3 separate regions of the Homo sapiens genome follow, and all the other regions are linked to region 1. A link is a loop called in an ENCODE intact Hi-C map of the cell type or tissue named here. Cell type or tissue: dorsolateral prefrontal cortex. All regions are shown on one strand. Links, peaks and the distances in the headings refer to the core of each region. The heading gives the core; the rest is flanking DNA.

Region 1 (8,270 bases), core at 1,417-6,416:
TATTGTGCCCTAAGGGTACTCACTCAACAGCCCTTCACGTTGAAGAAAAGGACGGTGGAGATGAAATCCTGCCCTTTGGGCCATGAGGCATAGCTGTGGGATCATATGGATTACCAGGTTTCTGAGGTTAACTGTGGGGTGAAATAAAGAAACATGTGGAACAAGAAAGAACAGCGAAGAGAACAGAAAACAGCAGGCCCTCCAGGGATCACCTCTACCTCTCTCTGTCTTTGCTCCTTTCCCCACCCCATTTGTCCCCTGCTCTTTGTGACAGTATGGGATGTAACAGGAATCCAAGGTACTCTGAGAGACGACCGAAAGATGGGAAGACCCAGACCATGAGAAGGGTGAATCAGGCAGCACAAGTCTTGGAGCCTGTGCCCTGGGTGTTGGCTCACCCACCAGGCACTCCATCTCTACCTGCTTCTGTGTGCCTCACCATTACTCTACCACACAGCAATGAAGCTCCCACATAACAGAAATATGCACTTTCTAAGGGAGGCTAGCAGGAGAAGTGACTTACCCCTCAGTCAAGAATGTCCCAGAGTTACTGGTTTGGGTTTGGTGCCAGGATGCAGAGAGATCTCCAGTATCTCTTGCTCCAGTGTCCTGTCCAGCAGACATAGTATAAGGTTTTCATCAAGCCCCTCAGGAGCGCAAAGGAAACATATTTCTGTCATATACAACAGGGTGGGGGGAAAATAGGAGGTAGGAAAAACTATGAAACAGTAAGAAATGGGGTGAGTGATGACTTCATCCCTGTACCCCAAACTCCACTCATGGGGTCCATGACTCAGTTGGATGGAGATGGTAGAACCGCTTTCTTCCCTTCCCCCAGGCCCAGCAGGGTGCTCATTCCACCACATAGAAATGACAGTGACTCACAGTGAAATTAGAAACATGTGTTTTCCTTCTTCTCTCCATATGCTCTCTCGATACAGGAAAAATAGTTACTGTACACTGGAGAAACATGACAAACACCATCCTTAACCAAATGATGAAGGTTAACATCACCAGTGACATCATGCAGGCATCGTATACTCCCAGATATGATGCGACAAGAAGGGCACCGGAACTAGTGGTATTCCTTCTCAAAATCTGTAACCACAGTCAAATCACAAGAGAAGCAACAGACTGAGCCTGTACTCCTCAAGACTGTCAGGGTTATGAAAGTCGTCTGGCAGTTCCTCAGATGAATAAACAGAGATTTACCATATGACCCAGAAATCCCAATCCTAGGTACATAGCCAAGAAAAATGAAAACCTATGTCTACATAAAAACTCGTACATAAACGTATATAACATCATCACTCATAACAGGCAAAAAGCAGAAATCATCTAAATGACCATCAATAGACAGATGGATAAACAAAATGTGGTATATCCTTAGAATAGAATATTATTCAGCCTTTAAAAAATGAATGAATTCTGCTACATGCTACAATACACATGAACCCTAAAAACATCATGCTAAGTGAAAGATGCAAAAGACCAAATACGGCATGATTCCATTTATATGAATGTCCAGGATGAACAAATCCACAGACACACAAAGCATAACTGTGGTTCCAAGAGCTGAGGATAGGTGCAGGTTTAACTGCATTGAAGCACAATGGGAGTTTTGGGGACAATTGAAATTTCTGAAACTCAATTATGGTGATGGTTGTACAACTCTATACATTTAATAAAAATCACCAACCTTAAAATGAATGGGTTCCATTGTCTATAAATAATATTGCAAGAAATTTGTTTAAAAAATATTGGCCAAGGCTTCTATTGTACCACAGGAATGACCAAAATTTTTCATAAAAAGGCCTTGATGCACATGTCTTATATAAACACGAATGTACATAAAGCTGTAGCTGTATCCCAGCCCTGACTCTACGTCCTGTGTTCCTCCAATGACCTTTCCCCCACCCCACATGCTACCTGAAGTCTAATTCAGGTCTGATCATTTTCATGTCTTCCAAATGTTGGGATGGCTTGAGAGTGGGACCACAACAGGGTCCCGGGCCTTCCCTCTGTGACAGGATGCCAGCATTATTACTTTCCTCACCCCTCTCCAAACTTTTTCACATTGTTCCACTTTGGGGAGCCTAAATGGCACAACATTCTGGGTGTCAGCATGACAATACTTATCAAAAGGTTACATAGGTGCATACACTAAGCACCAACAATTTCCTTTTTAAAAGTTTAACTTCAGGATGTAGTGAAGGATGTTGATAAGGGTCTGGTTATAAGGACTGCCATCCTAACAATACCCTCTCTTCACTGCTAGACCTGAATTTAGAAAGGGAGACCAAACAGGATGCAAAACCATGAAGAGGCAGAAGGAAGCAGAGGCAAGTGTGGTTGTCAGCACACACACACTTGCACACATTCACACACACTCCCCCACATTCATGCGCTAATTGGGTTCTATTATCACAATACTAGAATTTTTCTAAGACAGTTTGCTGTGTTCCAAGAGGACACATTCAGCTCAGTGCAAACAGCCACAGGAACTGTGCCCTTCAGCAGAGCACAGACCTTGAAAAGATGCCAGTGTAGATTAAAGGAAATATCAGGACACTCTGAATAACATAGGGTTGTGAAAATTGATTATGTCACATCCATAGGATGGAATTCTAGGAGGCAGTAAAAATAAGTTATAATGAAAACAATGATGAGAGATGATTTCTTGCCTAACCAGTTATCAATAATCAACATTATTTCCAGTGTGTGAGCAGACACTTTCATACCATATTAGTAGGAATATATATGAGTAATAATGTTATCATGTATTGTGTTAATATAAAACTTTATAGATTTCATAATAAAAGAGCATTTTGACAATCTCATAAAGAAATTCTTACAAATACATTTGCATATATGTGAGCAAGGATGTTATGTTTGCTACTGTTTATAATAAAACATGGTAAAGGAACTACATTTTTATCTCAAAGTGAAATAAATGTGGTACCATCCATAAGATGAAACATCCAGTTGATGGCAAAAATAAAAACTAAAATTATGTTGTAAAGTAATTTAAAATGTTATGGTAGACATGTATTTTCATGGAAAAATTGTCATAATAAAGTCAAAGGCAGGTTACAAAGATCATAAGTAGCCAGGATCCATTTTTGCTCATATCCATCTACAGCTATTTTTGCAGAGGACTCAAAGCATACAAATAAAAATAATATTTTTCTTGCTCCCACATAAAGCCTTCTCCTCAGCATAGTGAGAGGCTGCACTTTGTTTGGAGGCCATAAATATTCTTTTAGCCTGGAATTGCTCCATTTTCCATCCAGACTTCCAGAAAACTCCATAGAGTGGGCTTGGGCCAAACTGCTCCTTCCCACCTTCCTGCTCAGACGTAAAAGCTGCAGTTCAGGCTTCTGTCACGAGGGGGCACCAACGTACCTTCATAATCAAACCTCTACAAAGACGTTTACGCAATGAGCGAAAAAATAAAATACCCTCCACTAAAACCCAGTCTATGAACCTATGGACAGAATGATTCTAATTCTTCCAGAAAAAAATTGATAGGTGTAAAAGAACACTGCAAAAACATGTACTCCATGGCGTCTATACAATGAAACACCACGTACGAGGAGCGAGCCTTGGCAGTCCTTAGCAGGCTGGTGTAGCGCAAACCAGGGCAGCGGGAGGTGAGTGGAAGAGAATGGGGGCACTGGAATGGGGTCTGGACGGCTGTGTCCATAGCGTCCCGGAGAGGGCATGCCTGAGAGGAGGTCTGGGAAGCCTGTTCAGGTGTGGGGTAATGGAGAGTGAACAACCTACACCCTGGGAGGGACCACTCTACAGTATGGACACCTCAAACTGCACTAACAAAGGAAGAAATAAATCAATGAATGAGATGTGGATTTAGGGTCAACAGCAAATGGACCTGCTTTAATATACATGTGAATTTTCCAAAGAAAACTTACAGTAAACAAACAATTCCAAGACATTTGCCACTCTTTGAAAAATGTACTCTTTTTCATTAGAAAAAGGAAAATAATAATGGAGTTAGATATCACGTCGGGCCAGAGTCAGGATTGCAGCTCTGAGAGTTTCAGACTAGGGGGTTCATCAACTGGGAGGGACAGATGGAGGTTAGGAGCTTGGCTGAAAACTTCAGTATCAGCCAAAGTTTTCTGGAATTATTCACCTAATGGTAGCAATCTCCCTGTATCTTTCATTTTCCTGTATATCTAAAAGCAAGATTAGTTCTAGACCACCAACCTCTAAATTGAAGGTAAAACTGTACCTGTCAGTGTGTATTTGGAGTAATTTAGCTGGAGGAGACACAGATACAAACACACACACATGTAGAAACACAGTCAATTCGATTTTTATCTATTTTGTTTCACTATAAAATCGAATACATTGAATGTTTTCACAAATTAGTGAATACATGTATACAATTCTTTTGTCAGTCTCTTCATAAGGATTTTTTGTGTTCAAGTTTTTATCAAAATACTCTTCTCCTTAATATAAAGTTTCAAAAAATATGCAAAATTATACTCAAAAATAGGAATTTTATCCTGCATCTCTCACAGACCTGACTCCTGCCCCCTGACCCCAAAAGGTCTGCTGTCCCTAGGATGGCACATACTCTCCAGACGTGTCCCTGTGAGATGCACATAAACGCGTTCACCACCCCCCCCCACACACACACATTGTCTTCTCCAAAAGTGCAATCACAGTTCTCATCTTGTCATTTCCACTTATTATAATTTATCAGGATTTTAAAATATTTGCATCTTATTAGTTCTTGTGGTTTTTGCATATTTAATATGTTTATTGTCCATGTATATACTTATTTGAATTTTCTGTTGAAATCATTGCCAATTGTTTTGTTAATGAGTATGTTTCACAAATCACAGACACCAACCCAACATCTGAGACGTAGTTTGAAAATGTTTTCTCCCCTGTTTTAATACAATGGTTACTGGGTTTTTATCTTTCACTTGGAAAATGTTTTAAATTTCCATAATGGGACTTAATAATTATACATGTCATAATTGAAAAACAAAAAACATTCCAAAACACCTGGGGAGCACGTACTGTCAGCCTGGAGGGAGATTAGAGCATTCAGAAACCTGGAGGCATCAAGAGAAAATGATAAATCTTTAGAGTATTCCAGAGTTAGCTGCTGGTCAGGAGATAACAAAGTTTCTCCTGGATTGCAAAAACTCCCCTAAAGGCAGCACCCTGATCTGAATAATGGTCATAATAATGGGTACCTTGGATAGCAGTTAAGATTAAAGGAGGCTAGTTAAGGTGGTTCATGCCTGTAATCCCAGTGCTTTGGGATACCATGGAGGGAGGATCTCTTGAGGCCAGGAATTCAAGACAAGCCTGGGCAACATAGCAAGACCTTGTCTCTACCAAAAAAAGAAAAAAAAAAAGATTAAAGCAGATAAAATATAAAGTGCATTGGCTTACAGTAGTTCAGTGCATGTTACTTTCCTTCCCTCCAGCTCTCCTCTCCCAAGGCCAACACCTGAGCTTCTGCCTGAGCCCACTCGCCACCTCAGGGATCAGCCAACTCATGTGGCCCTACACCCAGGTCTCTTGGTACAAAGGACAAGATTTCATCTCCTCTGTCATCTTCATCACCCAGAGGGGTTGTGGAGTGGAGGACCCGTGGGGCCACAATAGCAGGGGAGTGGAATTTGGCCATTTTTCAAGCCCTGGAAGCCCATCTTCTAGAAGGGAAGCTGCCCAGGGTCCTCTAGGGAGGGCGAAGGATGGAACCTCATTCCAATCCTGCCACTTACCTGGGGAGATGACTTAGACTCTGTGAGCCTGAGTTAGTCATCTGTGAAATGGGACTGACCATACCATCCTTACAGAGCTGTCCTGAGGGGTTAATGAGAAAACCTGTGGAGAATATATAGCATGGAGTGGGACTTCAATGGCCCTTTAAATGCTGAGACACAGAAGTGGGGGCTGGCTGAGCCTCAGGGCTAAGGCAGGCATTGTAAAAAGTTATTTTTCATTGTTTCTCTCCTAATGAGAACACAGACATCCATATAAGGAAAGCAAATCTCTCTCTGATATGCCTTGAGTTCAAAGTTTTAGAGACAGAATGTTCTCTACATTCTTGGGTGTTTTCTAATCTCATAAAAGCTGTTCAGCATCATGCCTCTGAGCAGACCCAAATCCACTTCCCCATACTCAGAAGGAAAAAAAAATGATAGGGGTAAAAAACAAGACTGTAAAAACATATGCTCCAGGAAATCCATGCCATGAAACACCAGGTAGCTCTAGTGCATCTTGGCAGTCACCAGTCGTCATTGGTCAGTGCAGGGCAGGCAGGAGGTGGCTGAGAGTGGATGGGTCACTGATATAGGACCTGGGCAGCTTGTTCATAGTGTCCAGGAGAGAAGATGACTGAGAGGGGTTGGGAGAAGGCCTGGGAAGCCTGTACAGGGGTGCAGTAATGAAGAATGCAACACCCTGCTCTCTGGGAGGAACCTATCCACTTTATGGACACCTCAACCTACACCGTGGAGGGAAGAGATAAATTAATGAATATGATGTAGATTTGGGGTCAACAGCAAATGGACCTGCTTTAATATGTGAATTTTCCAAATAGAACTGGTGTCAGAGTAAACAAATCACTTCATAACATTTGTTACTCTTAGCAAAATGTACTCCCTTTTCATTAATAAAAGAACAAAAGACATGGAGATAGCTGTGATGCCTCCTGGTAGCCAAAGACAGGATTGCAGCATTGAGAGTCAGACCAGAGGCTCAGCAGGGAAGGGAGAGGGATTGAGGTTGGAAGTTAGCTTCACTATATCAGCCAGAGGTTTTTTTGAATTATTGATCTAATGATAGCAGTCTCCTTGTATTCATCATGTTCTAGGATATATAAAACTCAGATTGGTTGCAGCTCCCATCTGAATTAAAGATAATGCTACATCTGTGAGTGTGTATATGGGGTGACAGAGCTAGAGGACACACACACACACACAGATTCAATTAAATTTTTTATTTCTTTCATAATATAACACAATGAATTCTTTTTCAAATTAATGAAAATATGTGCATATTATCTTTGACAATCAGTTCAAAACTATCTTGTGTTCAAATTTTTATCAAAATATTTGTATTCCCAAATACTGAATTTTAAACAATATATGAGTACATTCATAAATTGAAATTAATCTGCACTCTCACTGGTCCAACTCCCACCCTTTGATTCCAAGGGGTCTACTGTCCCTAGGATGGTGCATACTCTCCAGATGTGCTCCTGTGAGGTGCACATGAACACATTCACACACACACGCGCACACACAAACACACACATATTGTCTGTTCCAAATGTGCAATCACGTCCTCATCTTTTGTATCTTGTTGTTTCCAATTATTATAAATTCTCAGGATTTTAAAATATTTGCATCTCATTAGTTCTTGTGGTTTCTGTGTTTTCTAATATTTATTGTTCACATATATACTTATTTGAATTATCTGTTGAAATTGTTGCCAATCATTTTGTTACTATGTTTCACAAATCACAGACACCAACCCAATATCTGAGATGTAGTTTGAAAATGTTTTCTCCCTTAATACAATTGTTACTGGTTTTTTATTTTTCATTTGGAAAGCATTTTAAATTTCCATAATGAGACTTAAAAAATTATACATGTCATAATTTAAAAAGAAAAAACTTTGGAAAATACCTGGGGAGCCCGTACTGTCAGCCAGGAGGGAGATTAGAGCATTCAGAGACCTGGAGGCATCAAGAGAAAATGATAAAACTTTAGAGTATTCCAGAGTTAGCAGCTGGTCAGGAGATAAAGTTTTCTCCTCGATTCACAAAAACTCCCCTAAAGGCAGCACCCTCATCTGAATAATGGGTACCTTGGATAGCAATTAAGATTCAAGGAGGCCAGGTGAGGTGGTACATGCCTGTAATCCCAGCACTTTGGAAGGCTGATGTGGGAGGATCACTTGAGGTCAGGAATTCAAGACAAGCCTGGGCAACATAGTGAGACACTGTTTCTACCAAAACAGACAAAAACAAAAAGATTAAAGGAGATGAAATATAGAGTGCATTTGCTTTCAGTAGTTCAGTGCATGTTACTTTCCTTCTCTCCTGCTCACCCGTCCCAAGGCCAACACCTGAGCTTCTGACTGAGCCCACTCACCACTTCAGGGATCAGCCAATTCATGCGGCCTAACAACCAGGTCTCTCAGCACAAGGGGCAGGATATCATCTCTCTGTCTTCTTCCTCACCCAGAGGGGCTGTGGAGTGAGGATGCATGAG
Region 2 (7,306 bases), core at 1,758-6,757, 280 kb after region 1:
GATTCCCAGTCCTGGAATCTTCTGAGCACTGAGCAGTCATAGAAAATCCAGTCATGGGATGGAAGAGACCTCAGCTGTGTAAAATGGGACGAGTTATCCCTATTGTACCTTGAGTGACTGAGGCCATGTCAGGAGGAGAGCCAGAGTGGGGGAGAGAAGACTGCATTTCTAGTTCTAGCTCTGGTATTAACTGGCTGTGTGACCCCAGGGATATTGCCTGCCTTCTCTTTGAGTCTTTGTTTGCTAGTACACAGAAGGCAACACACATGCTGATGCCATGAAGACCATGGGCTCTGCTGCCAGGCTGCAGGCCTCTGTTTCTTCCAAGATATGTAACCTTGAAAAACCATTTAGCTTGACAAAGCCTTAGTCTCCTCATCTGTAAAATGGGGGCAACAACAGTACCTACCTCAGACGATTGTTGAAAATGCACATAAAGCACTCAGCACATGGCCTTAATAAACACCCAATAAATGTCAGCTACTGGTCTCTCATCAGAGAGCCTCGTTCTCCAGAACTTGGTTTGTTGAGCCGTAAACTGTCAGGTCTGTCTTTCTGGAAGGAATGTGACATTCTGGCCATATCGTCTCCCAGAAGAGGCTGTTTGCAGGTAGCCTGAGCCATCCCTTCAGAATATGTTTAGATCGATACACATCACACGTGATGCCATGCAAAGGCACATGACCCACCCCTCGTTTTCTCTGCACCCTTGAAAACACTGCCTTGGAGCCCAGTGCTCCTGAGCTTTAGAAGCCACCTTCTCATGATTCTGTACACAGCAGCTGTAAGAGAAACTCTGAGGGCCCACTCTCAGGGAGACAGGAAGGCTGGGGAGCCAGAGGCCAGGTGAGCTGGGGCCAGGGCAAGAGGGTCAGTAAGAAACAGGGCCCCCTTCCCCCTGGGCTTCGGGGATCCAGCTAACTGGCTGGAAATGCACCTTTGCCTGTGGCTTCTTGCCCAAGACCTGGCTAGCTTGGCTTTCCTGTTTGCTGTACATGTTGGGATTGACTTCATATTCTGCCTAGAGACTAGGACCCATGAAGAAGGGGCCCAGGCCCTTTCTTTGTCACCTTTCAAGCCTATTAATGGTTGTTATGGAATGAATGCTAGTGAAATTCATATGTTGAAGCTCTAACCCCTTATAGGATGGTATTTGGAGAAGGGGATCTTTGGGAGGTAATTAGGTTTAGATGAGGTCATGAGGGTGGGGTCCTCACAATGACATTGGTGTCCTTATAAGAAAAGGGAGAGACCAGAGCATGATTTCTCTCTCTCTGTCTCTCTCGCTCTCTCTCTGTTATGTGAGGAAACAATAAGATGGTGGCCATCTGCAAGCTAGTAAAAGGGCCCTCTGGAGAGCCTGACCATCCTAGTCTGGGATTTCCAGCCTCCAGAACTGTAAGAGATAAATTTCTTTCTTTCTTTCTTTTTTTATGGAGTTTTGCTCTTGTTGCCCAGGCTGGAGTGCAATGGCTCAATCTTGGCTCACCACAACCTCCGCCTCCTGGGTTCAAGCAATTCTCCTGCCTCAGCCTCCCGAGTAGCTGGGATTACAGGCATGGGCCACCACACCCGGCTAATTTTGTATTTTTAATAGAGACAGCATTTCTCCATGTTGGTCAGGCTGGTCTTGAACTCCTGACCTCAGGTGATCTGCCTGCCTTGGCCTCCCAAAGTGCTGGGATTACAGGCGTGACCCACCATGCTCGGCTTAATTTCTGTTGTTTTTAACCACCTAGCCTGTGATATTTTTTATTGCTGCCTGAGCTGACTAAGACAATGATGCTGCAAGAAACCTTGCCACCAGAGCAGCTAAGATGAACCCCCATGGAGCCACTGCCATGCAGCATGGTAGTTCAAGCTGGGGCAGGCACCAGTGCCTCCCATCCATTCTTTCAGGTATTCATTCTTTTTTTTTTTTTCTCAGAGGCAGGGTCTCTCTTTGTTGCCCAGGCTGAAGTCATACTCCTGGGATCAAATGATCCTCCCACCTCGACCTCCAAAGTAGCTGGGACTGCAAGTATGTGCCACTGTACCTGGCTTAATTAAAAAATCTTTAGCTGGCACCTACCCTATGCCTGGCCCTGCACTAGGTGCTGTAGGGTGCACAGTAGGCCCAGGCCTCAACTTTGTGGCGCTTAGTGGCTAGTAGGAAGGAGCCTTGCTGAAGAATCATACACATGGAAAGTGAGACACAATAGAATTTTTTAAACCCCAGGATATTGTGAACACCTATAAGACTGAGTAAGGGGCCAGGAAAGAACTCCAAGGGGGTGATGTTTAAGTCTGGACACCAAGAAAAAGAAGGCACCAGCTAGGCAAATAGTGAAGGGGAGATTGGTGCAGGTGGAGGGATGAAGTGAATTCCTGCTTCCCAGGCAGGGCATTTCCAAACTCTTTTGTCTTAGCAGAGTGTGGCTTTTTGAGGTCTGGATGCCTGTTGGCTTCTACTGCCCTAACAAACTCTCTGACTACTGCCATCTGGGCTTTGCATCAGAGTCACCAGAAAAACTTGATAAGATGCAGATGCCTGGGCTGCACCACCCTTTGAGACTTTAAGCAGGTCATGGTGGGGTCCAGGAATCTGCATTTTAACAAAGCCCCCAGGTGGATCTGCTACAAGTAGTCTGCTGTTCTGTGAATGCTTCTTTGAAGGCACTGGCAGGATAAAGTCTAAATGCCATGGCATAACCTGCGTGACTCTTCAGCTTTTCCTGTCTATTGTTATAGCTGTCTCGCTAGTCACCTTCCTCTAGGCTTCTCATGCCCACTCCCACCACACCTATCCTCCACAACATGAGTAATCATTCTCTAACCCAAACCTAAGCTTCCTACCCCTTTGCTTAGAACACCTTCTTTTATTCCTTTTTCCTTTCACAATAGATCCCCATTTCTTAACATGGTATCAATCATGCTTCTGCCACTTCCCATTTACTCTCTTCACCTTCATACCTCAAACAGTACCTGACGCTGGGAAGACATTGAACAGATATTTATTTAATTGCTACAGTAATGGGACTTAAATATGTCATATTTCACTGAAAAACCTGGGGATATTTCAAGTTATAAAAATCATGTCCAGGAGGGAAAGAACTGTCTTTAGTTATCGGAAGTCCTGTGTCATGTGGAATCCTTGTTTTGAGTGGCCCTAGGACCAAGGAGTGGAAGTCATAAGAAGTCAGAATTTACTCAATATAAGGGATCATGTGCCATTTTTGCAAGATATAATGATCTGCTTCAAAAAATGGTAAGTTTTCTGTCTCCTGAGGTATTCTAGCATTGACTCTGTGGCAGGCATTTGGTGAAAATACTCAAGCATTGGGTGAAAATACTCAAGCATTGGGTGGAATTTGGACAAAACAACCTACTAGTGAAATCACAGGATTCTATGAGGAAGTAAAAGTGAAGAGGGGAAGAAAATAATCTCTCCATTCCAGGGAAATAGAATATTGTGGTTAATTATCATGTCACTATGCAACATGCATGAAATGCTTATTCTCCATACCATAAAATAGACCTAATAATAATAACCCTTAGTTTTTCTTTGATGATCCAGAAATTAATTTGGGCTCTTGCAATGTCTAGGGGTTCCCGTTATAAACATTAATTTTTATTATAATAGTGACATGTGGAAATGCCAGTTAAAATCTCTGCCAGAATGTCAAATAAACATGCTTTATTACTGTAACTAAAGAAATATTCTAGAAAAAAAATTTAAAAATGTATCATGCAGAGACACAATAGCTTTCCAACTCAATTTAGTATATACAAAAAAATTACCTTAGGACAAAGAGCCATGCCATCACAATCTAAAGAATAACACTACAGATTAGAAGACTCATTTGGCTGAAATACAGCTAATAACAAAAGCTAATGACTTAGTCTTCTTAGGTGGCTATAAAAATACCATAGACGGGATGGCTTAACAACAGAAATTTATTTCTCATAGTTCTGAAGGCTGGGAAAGAGCCTTCAAGATCAAGGTCTTGGCAGATTCAGTGTCTGGTGGGGCCCCCTTCCTGGTTTACAGATAGCTACCCTCTTCTTGTATCCTCAAAGCAGAAAAAGAGAGAGAAAGAGAGGTCTCCTCTCTTTCTCTCTCTCTCTCTTTTATGGAAAGCGGGGGCAAGGAGTTTCTCTCTGTCACCCAGGCTGGAGTGCAGTGGCATGAACATGACTCATTGCAGCCTGGACCTCCTAGGCTCAAGCAATCCTCCTGCTTCAGCCTTTGAAGTAGCTGGGAAAACAGGTATGTGCCACCATACCCTCTTTCTCTTCTTATAAGGGCACGAATCCCATTATGAAGGCTCCACTCTCACGAATTAATAGCTAACTGTAATTACCTCCTAAAGACTCCACCACCAAATACCATCACATGGAAGATTAAGTTTTTAACATATTAATTAGGGAGATATATTCAGCCAATAGCAACCAAAAACTGCTGCATAGTTGTCAATTAAACACCAATTTCCACAGTTCATTGCCAATAGCTATTTTTCTTATTTTATCTCTACATGAAAGAAACAAGGAGAGTGTGGGACTGAGTAGTAGGATCTTGGTGATCCTCCCTGTCAAGTACCTCTTTCTTTGTTCTATTTAGTATGGACACTTAGATTGTATCATTTAGGTAATTTTAAATCAGACTTTTAAAGACTTGGGTCACTAACGAAAACCAACAACTCTGATTTTAACAACAATTTTCTGTAGCTTTTGTTTATTCAGTAAGTCAGAGACTATTGTGGAGGCACAACTTCTCAGTAGTTCCTAGGGTTACTTCCTTTTGGGAGGAGCAACAAGGATATGACAGACTCTGGGAAAATTTCTTCCAGGCCAGAGCTGCTTGCTACTGTTTGCTTCTGCCCCTTCCACTGTCTGATGCCTAAACCCTGCTTTGCTTAAAACCAAACCTTTCCTTTTTTTGCATCTCAGGTTTCATTACTTCCCCATCCCTAACTCTCTGTGTCCTCCAAACTACAGTGTTAAAACCATAGCCCCAGATTGCCTTTAGCAATTTGCTTAACTTCTCGGTTCCTGAGTTTTTTTTTTTTTTAATTTTTAAATTTTTTTTTTTTGAGGCAGAATATTGCTCTGTCACCCAGGCTGGAGTGCAGTGGTGTGATACACCTCCTGGGTTCAAGTGTTTATTGTGCTTCAGCCTCCTGAGTAGCTGAGATTACAGGACATGCCACCACGCCTGGCTAATTTTTGTATTTTTAGTAGAGACGGGGTTTCACCGTGTTGGCCAGGATGGTCTCGATCTCCTCATCTTGTGATCTGCCTGCCTTGGCCTCCCAAAGTGCTGGGATTATAAGCTTGAGCCAGCACGTCCAGCATCAGTTTTATTGTCTATAAAAAGAAGGGATTGGATCTAAGCATCTTAGAGTCTGTTCCAACATTTGACCTAAAATGGCACACATATCACCATATTTTCTGCACCTCACCCCTAAACTGGACTCAACCTTCCTTTTTTAGAATTTTTCTAAAAAACCTGTTTGTTTTAAAGAGACCTTTTTGCATCTATTAAATACTGCAATCTGTCGCCAATGATATCACAAGAACTGTTTGTTTTTGTTTTTGTTTGTTCGTTTGTTTTTGAGACAGAGTCTTGCTCTGTCTCTAGGCTGGAGGGCAGTGGCGTGATCTTGGCTCACTGCAACCTCCGTCTTATTCACACATAACACTATTAACCTTAAATGTAAATGGGCTAAATGCCCCAATTAAAAGACGACGACTGGCAAATTGGATAAAGAGTCAAGATCCATCAGTGTGCTGTATTCAGGAGACCCATCTCATGTGCAAAGGCAAACGTAAGCTCAAAATAAAGGGATGGAGGAAGATCTACCATGCAAATGGAAAGCAAAAAAAAAAAAAAAAAAAAAAAAAAGCAGGAGTGGCAATCCTGGTCTCTGAGAAAACAGACTTTAAACCAACAAAGATCAAAAGAGACAAATAAGGCCATTACATAATGGTAAAGGGATCAATTCAACAAGAAGAGCTAACTATCCTAAATATATATGCACCCAATACAGGAGCACCCTGATTCATAAAGCAAGTTCTAAGTGACCTACAAAGATATTTAGACTCCCACACAATAATAATGGGAGACTTTAACACCTCATTGTCAATATTAGACAGATCAATGAGACAGAAAATTAACAAGGATATTCAGGACTTGAACTCAGCTCTGGACCAAGCAGACCTAATAGACATCTACAGAACTCTCCACCCCAAATCAACAGAATATACATTCTTCTCAGCACCACATCACACTTATTCTAAAATTGACCACATAATTGGAAGTAAAAGACTCCTTAGCAAATGTAAAAGAACAGAAATTACAACAAACTGTCTCTCAGACCACAGTGCAATCAAATTAGAACTCAGGATTAAGAATCTCACTCAAAACCGCACAACTACATGGAAACTGAACAACCTGCTCCTGAATGACTACTGGGTAAATAACGAAATGAAAGCAGAGATAAAGATGTTCTTTGAAACCAATGAGAACAAAGGCACAACATACCAGAATCTCCTGGACACATTTAAAGCAGGGTTTAGAGGGAAATTTATAGCACTAAATGTCCACAAGAGAAAGCAGGAGAGATCTAAAATCGACACCCTAACATCACAATTTAAAGAACTAGAAAAGGAAGAGCAAACAAATTCAAAAGCTAGCAGAAGACAAGAAGTAACTAAGATCAGATCAGAACTGAAGGAGATAGAGACACAAAAAACCCTTAAAAAAATCAATGAATCCAGGAGGTGTTTTTTTGAAAAGACCAACAAAATAGGTAGACTGCTAGCAAGATTAATAAAGAAGAAAAGAGAGAAGAATCAAATACACGCAATAAAAAATGATAAATGGGATATCACCCCTGATCCCACAGAAATACAAACTACCATCAGAGAATACTATAACACCTCTATGCAAATTAACTAGAAAATCTAGAAGAAATGGATAAATTCCTGGACACATACACCCTCCCAAGACAAACCACAAAGAAGTTGAATCTCTGAATAGACCAATAACAGGTTCTGAAATTGAGACAATAATTAATAGCCTACCAACCAAAAAAAAGTCCAGGACTAGATGGATTCACAGCCGAATTCTACCAGAGGTACAAAGGGGAGATGGCACCATTCCTTCTGAAACTATTACAAACAATAGAAAAAGAGGGAATCCTCCCTAACTCATTTTATGAGACCAGCATCATCCTGATACCAAAGCCTGGCAGAGACAGACACAACAAAAAAAGAGAATTTTAGGCCAGTATCCCTGATGAACATCGATGTGAAAATCCTCAAC
Region 3 (7,306 bases), core at 1,758-6,757, 300 kb after region 1:
CTAAGATATGCTGAAATCCTAAGTCGGAGATGAAACTTCTTCCTTTTATACCTACCAACGTTCCCATCTCCAAGAAAGTTGTTAGTGCACTCACCAGTCTGTCTCAAGGTTGTCTCTGCAATTGATTCCACATAATTAGAGAGCAGAAAAAAATTGTGTTTGTGGGCTTCCTGTTTACAATAAAGTATATTATCTTGGCTAATTATTTTATTAATTAGTTTAGGTCATTTTTCTTTTCTTTATTTATTTTTTAAATTTGAGACAAGGTCTCATTCTGTCACCCAGGCTGGAGTGCAGTGGTGCAGTCATGGCTCACTGCAGCCTCGACCTCCTGGGCTCAAGTAATCTTCCCACCTCAGCCTTCTGAGTAGCTGGGACTACGGGCATGCACCACCATGCCCGGCTAAGTTTTGTAGTTTTTGTAGAGATGGGGTTTCACCATGTTGCCCAGGTTGGTTTCAAACTCCTGGGTTCAAACGATCTGCCCACCTCATGTTCCCAAAGTGCTGGGTTCACAGGCGTGAGCCGCTGTACCTGGCAGTTCATCTGTCTTAAACACCAGTTTTAATATTTAGCTGGTGTTATTAAATTTAAATATACATTCATCTAATATTATAATTAATTATGGCAAGAATCTTATTTAAGCAGCATCAAGAGTACTGGTTTAAGAAGAAAAACAGTGCCTAGATCTGTGTAGTGTTATTTCTTACTGAGGAAGAACGAAGCTTTAAAAAAAAATCTGCTGCTTAATAATCACATGTTATTTTCTAAATATAGATAAAACTTATAATAAGGATTCATTAGATATCTAAATCAGTAATTATGAATTTAAATAATATCTCCTAAATGGATAGGCTTTATCCTCCTTCTTGGTTTATATACACTCTACAGAATTCTCAAGTTTCCTACAATTCCTAATTTTTGTCCTCTTTTTCCTGCTCCCAAATTGCTGTCTTTGGAATTAGCTCAAGTAACAAACATTTCTTTAAATGGAGATGAAACAAGTGTTAGCACACTTTTTTATTTTTTTATACTGGTCTGTAGGATAATTTTACAGAGCAAAACTCTTGAACTCTCATTTTGAAAAGCAACAGAAGTACAAACTTGGGCATGATTCTGATGGCTAGTATTAAGCGTCCAGGCCACACAAGCTTCCTTGAGTTCCTAGCAAACAGGCGTTCACATCATTAAAAGACTCACTGACCCTATTCTCCCAGTTGCAGATAAACTCAATAGACAGGTCAAGGACTGAGTGAATATGGAAACCAAATGCTCAGCTCCAGGAATAATGATGATGTATTAATAACTGTCTGAGATAATGCTGCAGTTGCTTGTGCATTCCCTATTTGGTTATGTGCACACATAACTTCTGGGCCTATAGGCTCTATGCCAAGGGAAAAAGAGGAAAAGCAATGTGGTTCAGTGTCAAGAGCACTGAGCTAGCTGGCAGTAATCAGGACACCAGGGTCTTCATCACTGTTACACCATTCATTTATTTTATGAACTTGGGCAGGTCATTTAATCTTTCTGTTTCAGTATCTTCTTACATAAAAATAGAGCAGATAATACCTGCCCTACTTAACAGGATTTTGGGGGAGAATGAAAAGCTTATGAAGTTTGCAAAGATTTGTAAGCATTTTTTGAAAAATTTGGTTTGAGATTTTTATTCCTCTGGCTCCTCCACCTCCTTTCATGCACTGGTGGGGGCCTTGTGGCTCAGTATTAACCCTTCTCAGAAAGGGCCTGCTAGTGAAAGTATAAGAATTCTTCCTTTTCTCTTTCTTCCATATTTGAGAATGCCTTGTTCCTCAACAAGCTTGAACATCTGCATATGGCACAGAATCTCAGCATTGAAGGGACCTTCAGGGTCTTCTGGTCCAATCTTGCTACTGATATTTGAGAAAACACTACAGTGCCTATTGTGTGTTGTGTCCTTACTAAGGAAACCCTCCACTCTCCTCTGCTGTCTCCAACTCCCATTTATTTTCTAGAAGTAAAAATGAATACAGTTTAGATTTGTCTCCTTGCCTTCATTCAATCCTGCTGATTTTCCCTTGAAGTATCATTTTCTAGTCCTGTGCTACCATCCTCATTTTGGCCCACAATTTCTCACATCTAATCTATTGTGAAAGTTCTTCTCTCCCTGCTTCTGGTGTCTCCCCACTCAATCTACTTTGCAAAGCTTCATCACTCAAACATCCATTGGATGTAGATACTGTTGGGAATTAATAAATGTTTAAGGCAAGGTCTTGCCCTCAGGGAGTTTACAAATTAACATGCAAGCTCAGGATCTCATTGTTTACAGTTGAAATAATGTCATTATACTGACTTATTTTGTTAACAAACTTTTCCTGTCTTTCTTACATGATCAATTTTAAATTCCTAGATAGTAAGCTCACTGTATACATCTTTGAAGCCCCTTCAGTGTGCAGCACCAGGATCCTCCATGGAGATAATAAATATTTGTTTACCAATTAAATGATTAGGTAGGTGCCCAGAATTAATGCCTCTGAATTGATGCCAAGGTACAATAGATCCATAGTTCTGTAAGATGCCAAAATACTATTATTTATAAGGTAACTAAAGAGCAGAAGTTATGAACTTGACTCGATCATTTTCTGGATGGGGAGTAATGGGAATTCCACCTGTTGAAAGTCAAGGGAAATGCTCCAGTTTTCCTCCCCCTACTCTCACATTTTAAAAATAAGTATATACATTTCCCCATTCCTACCCAAAACAAGAGCAGAATAATGATATCCAGTTGATGTTGTCGGTGGGTGCTGGCCTCTCCACAATCATTTATCATTGTTTGAAAATGAATGTCATGTCCTTTAGTACATACTTAAATTAAAAAGAACTAGCACAGTGTAAAAGCAAATGAAATCATTTTTTCCTCCCCCAGAATATGCCGGATTTAATCCAAACCTTTAAACAAGGTAACATTAAGCAGGCAAATGAATTCTTTGATAACACTAAATACGTAAATAGGAAAGTCAAATGACGTATGCATCCCTTATGGGTCCTCTGTCGGGCGAGCATTTGGACCAAAACGCTTATTCTGATTTTGATCCCATTCAGAGAAAGATCTGACTCTAACTGAGTAAAATATTCGAGAGACGCAATTCCCCTTTCCTACCCCCACAAACTCATTAATGAGCATGCTCTAAGGATAGTTTACTAACTTTTTTTTTTCCCATCAGGGTCTCAGTCTTGGAGAGTAAGGTGAATTAGGAATTTCCATAACCAATACTCCCCAGCTCTTTGTTCTTTAACACACTTGAAACCTTCTGAATCTGCAGTACCCACAAAGCCTTATTCAAATTATTGTATTTAGTTGGGAATGCTTAGAGGTGGGAGTGGAGGTGGGGGAGGAGGCAGTACAATGAAGAAAAAGAAGTTGAACCTTTGAAAATAGTACATTTTAGTATGATGATGGAGAGAAGAGAGGCAGAAAAGCAAATTCGCATCAGTTCAGTTGCCATGGAGTGGAATGATGCTCAAAATCAGTAGTGCAGATTGCTCGGAGGCAAGTCTTGAAAGGGATGTGTACTGCAGGGATCGATAGGGGAAGAGCAACTGGGGAGGGCTAGGCACTGGATGAGAGTGGCACTGTTGGAAGTCTGTACAGGGGAGGAGCCATGGTTGGACCTGTGGGGAAAGCCCATCTTGTGGCGACACACTGGTAAGGGCTACTCAACTCACTGTTGAATGCTGGCACAATAATTGGAAATATTGCACTGAAGAATTGGGCGCGGCTATATTTATGTAAAATTCAACACGGATGAGAAATGATTGAATGTTTGAGTGTGTTTCCAATACAACCCAATACTTGGCGTTGGTGCTGGTGGTGGGTGCTTCGTAGCGCGGAAACCCTCTGACGCACTGGATTCATTTTGCAGAGCTAACAAGTTATCAGCTACATCCATGCCGACTCCAAATGCCACAGCTGTCATGCCACTGAAACGCTATTCCTACATTCATGCCCACATTTATATCCTATATGCAACTCAAAGGGTCCAATGTGGAGTCCCACATCTAACCTTTCACTGCTCACAACGACAGCTCTAGGGCTATAAGCCCAAAGGCACACTAGATAGCAATCTGGCATCGTCCCCAGGACACTTCTTCCTCAGTAGACTGCCCAGGGACAGATAGGTAGATAAGGTTTGGATGACATCAAGCGAGCTGAACACAAGGAAAAAAAGCTTCCTTGGGAGACAAGAATGCTGGCATCTCTACGACAGGGGCACTGTTAGCATTACGGACCTAGAAAGTGAGATGTCACACATAGTCCCAACTACCTCCGACCCAGGTCCTCTCACCTCACCCCCAGCTCTTAGAGCTAGTCGGCTGTGGCGCATGCGCACTGAGCCACACCCGCTCCCCACGGAGCCCTGCGCCTCTCTGCTCGGCTCTGGCAGCAGCTCGGGATTACTCAGCAACGCCCCCCTGCACTGTCACCTGCCCCCGACTCCGACCTCGGGAGCGGCTCAGTCCCTTTTCTCAAGCTACGAGTGGTCCTGGGGATCAACTAGACTTTCCTTTCTCCCTCTTCTCACAGGCCCCCCACCTCCCGGCCTTCCGGGTCCTCCAGCCCCTAGCCCCTGTTCCTGCCCACGCACAGGCACCTTACCCAACACAATGGGAAGGAAACAGGAGAGGGCCGCGGGTGCCAGGCAGGTCAGCTCTGCGTGCCGGGAATCCGGCTCCTTAGAGTCACCGTCACTGCTCCTGCTGCCTCCTCGTCCTCAATGGGGCAGCAAGTGCGGCTTGGACCTCGGTGGCCTGACAGCTGCCGCTCGCGCCCGCCGCTGCCGCCGCGCAGCGTCTCGAGCCCGCGCCCGCGCCCGCCAGGGGAGGGGGCGGGGCCCGCGCCGCCTCCTCGTGCCCCTTTCTCGGCGGTGGGGACCCGGTGTAGCCGCCTCCCGCCCTCCATGTGGCAAGCGCTCCCTGGCTCGCCCACTCTTCTTTCATGCTCATCGTCCAACCCTGGTCTCCCTTGTCCTCCTTCTCCTCCCCTAGCCGATTAGTAGGCACAGCGGCAATAGACCGTCAAATATTGCTCTTCCACTTAGCTCCTCTGCAGCCTGGGCCTAAGCCCTCAAGCAGGGCTAGCCACTGCCCCACTTCCTGCAATTATCCTCTGATCTACCTCATTTATCCTAGCTCAAAATCCTTTAATTTTGCCAAGAGGGTAGTACATACACCCTCTTGTTTCAAATAACTCAGGAAAACACATGATCACAACACATTGCTAGGCCCTCTAACTGGCTACAGCTTATGAAATTTTCAGGCAATTAAAAAAAATGTCCACATCTGTAGCGCAGGCATAGAGGACACACTGCCCTTTACTCTTACCAGATACAGTTCTAGAGGGCCACACAGGGGGCATTACTTGAATTTCCCGGAATTGCTGCTGGGGCAGAATTTGATGTTTTAATTGTGCCTAGCCGACCAGCTAGTCTCTTTTTGTTGTTTTCTGTAGCCCTCTGGTACTTCCAACTAGTTTGTGATTTTCCCCCTGGAATTGAAGAAGGACAAAGCTCCTGAGGTCATTTAGCCTGCACTCCACCTCTCTGTCAGGCAGCTCCATCTCTGAAGCTTCCCCATTGCCCGAAACCCTGTGACCTTGTGGCACAGGCCCTCACTCATCTCATGACCCCGTCCAGGCCCTCACACATACCCGCTACTTCCATCTAGGCCACTCTTCCTCTGTCTCTTGACAAGGCAATCGTGCAATCAATCTCCGCAGGCCCCAGCTTAAATGTCACTTCTCAGGATAACCTTTCTCGATAATCTCAGAATAGAGATGGTGCCCCAGTTTATACTCTTGTAGCCTCCTGTAACTTGCTGTATTTTTCCTTCATAACACTTACCCATTTTTGGTGGTACATTTAAGTGTATGATTATTTGGTTGACAGCTGTCTTCCCTACTAAACTATAGTGGGGAAGGACTATGAGGTCAAGGACAACGTTTGTGTTCACCACCGTATGCACAGAGCCTAGGGCAATGCTTGCTGCATAGGACATGCTCAGAAAATATTTGCTGAATATGAATGAATGCTGTATCACTAATAGTTGTTATATTTAAATAAAATAAATTGATGTAACTGAATCTCATGTGCTCCTATTTAAACCAACCCCGTTCCCCACACATACACTCTAAAACACTCTTCTGATGAAGACGAGATTCACACAATCCTCTAAATCAAATTTTCCGCATACATTTTAGTCTATTAAAAAACTATTGAGCATGGGCCCCAACATATGTATAAGGATTTATAGATTATATACATGTACTACTGTACATGTATACATTACACATTACTTTAAACATACATTTTAATGAGTAAACATTAAAATACTCCACAGAAATTTTAAAAGAATGAGAAAAATAAATATATTGATGTTCCAATGTTTTCTTTTTGCACCTCAATAAATAGTTTTGTGAAATGCTTTAAATAACAGTCCTTCATATTAGAGTAACTCGTCTTTAGGTGTAACAATCTAGACTACTTTTTCATTTTCTCATAGATGCCATTTTCCAACAGTTTAAAAATCTCTGAGAAACCCCCAAACCAACTGGCAAGTTTTAAGGATCTTTTAGTTTCTAAGCTACCTCGTTCTGTAGTCAGGATCTCACAACTGCTGAAAGCACCACACGTTTAGTGAATGTTGGAACACCTAAAGGTAAGAAAAATCCTTTGTTAGACCAAAGATTCCTACATGTAAATCCTATATTAAAAGAGTCTCTAGAGGCCACTTAAAAAGCAGCTACTATTATCTTTCTAGAATGGAAGCAACATGACTAACACTAGTTGTGAGGGATCAGCAAAAATGGACAGCACGAAGATTCAAAGTAACAGCTGTGGATGGTTTTGTGGCTCTCAGATGGGACTATTCCCAATGGTCAATCATTGAGATCTGTCAAATAGTGTCCTTCACACACAATAAAAATTCTATTTTTATAACACAGTTACACACACACACACACACACACAATAGAATCATAGTGTAGTCGGTAGATAGAAGGCCAAACCAAGATTGCGTTTGGATACCAGAGATAGGGTTACCTTCAGAGTCACACACACACACACACACACACACACACATACGCTCTTCAACATTCAATGAACAAGATCTCCCAAAGTCTCATCCTGATCAGTTTGAAATACATTGACCTGAGCTTCAGGAAGACATAATTGTAATGTGATTAATTTAAAAGAACAGCCTGGTCCAGCAGTCACAAGTTGTTATGTACAAGAGGGTTCCGTGAAGCATTCAAATAAGTGTATAAACACTGCAT

Evidence for each region. Hi-C counts contacts between places; a loop is a spot of excess contacts. Peaks named below come from ENCODE experiments on the same cell type or tissue, not always from the same donor. Only the 100,000 strongest peaks of a DNase experiment are listed, where the experiment ranks them.
Region 2: it touches region 1 in a loop (6-fold over the local background); 80 of 110 quality-filtered maps call a loop at or near these places.
Region 3: it touches region 1 in a loop (5-fold over the local background); 11 of 110 quality-filtered maps call a loop at or near these places.

The regions. Positions count from the first base shown.
Region 1 is chrX:103,530,225-103,538,494 of GRCh38, forward strand. It overlaps LINC02589 (long intergenic non-protein coding RNA 2589), which reads right to left. Exons shown (of 6, transcript NR_131237.1): 3 at 7,912-8,004; 4 at 7,683-7,732; 5 at 886-960; 6 at 543-673. Among named protein-coding and RNA genes, the nearest start is that of RAB40A, 15 kb to the left of the region's middle. RefSeq lists an enhancer at 3,443-3,512. In dorsolateral prefrontal cortex, for the core only: CTCF peaks have their summits at 3,397 (motif pointing right) and 3,596; DNase peaks (open chromatin) are centred at 3,387 and 3,647; H3K4me3 peaks cover 722 bases; H3K27ac peaks cover 420 bases; H3K27me3 peaks cover 3,552 bases.
Region 2 is chrX:103,807,888-103,815,193 of GRCh38, forward strand. It overlaps a transcript of RAB9B not described here. Among named protein-coding and RNA genes, the nearest start is that of RAB9B, 21 kb to the right of the region's middle. RefSeq lists an enhancer at 1-89. In dorsolateral prefrontal cortex, for the core only: no CTCF peak of the experiment used is centred there; no DNase peak of the experiment used is centred there; H3K27me3 peaks cover 3,981 bases.
Region 3 is chrX:103,827,427-103,834,732 of GRCh38, forward strand. It overlaps RAB9B (RAB9B, member RAS oncogene family), which reads right to left and starts at 4,831. Exons shown (of 3, transcript NM_016370.4): 1 at 4,634-4,831. In dorsolateral prefrontal cortex, for the core only: no CTCF peak of the experiment used is centred there; DNase peaks (open chromatin) are centred at 4,405 and 4,815; H3K4me3 peaks cover 2,721 bases; H3K27ac peaks cover 2,125 bases; H3K27me3 peaks cover 4,797 bases.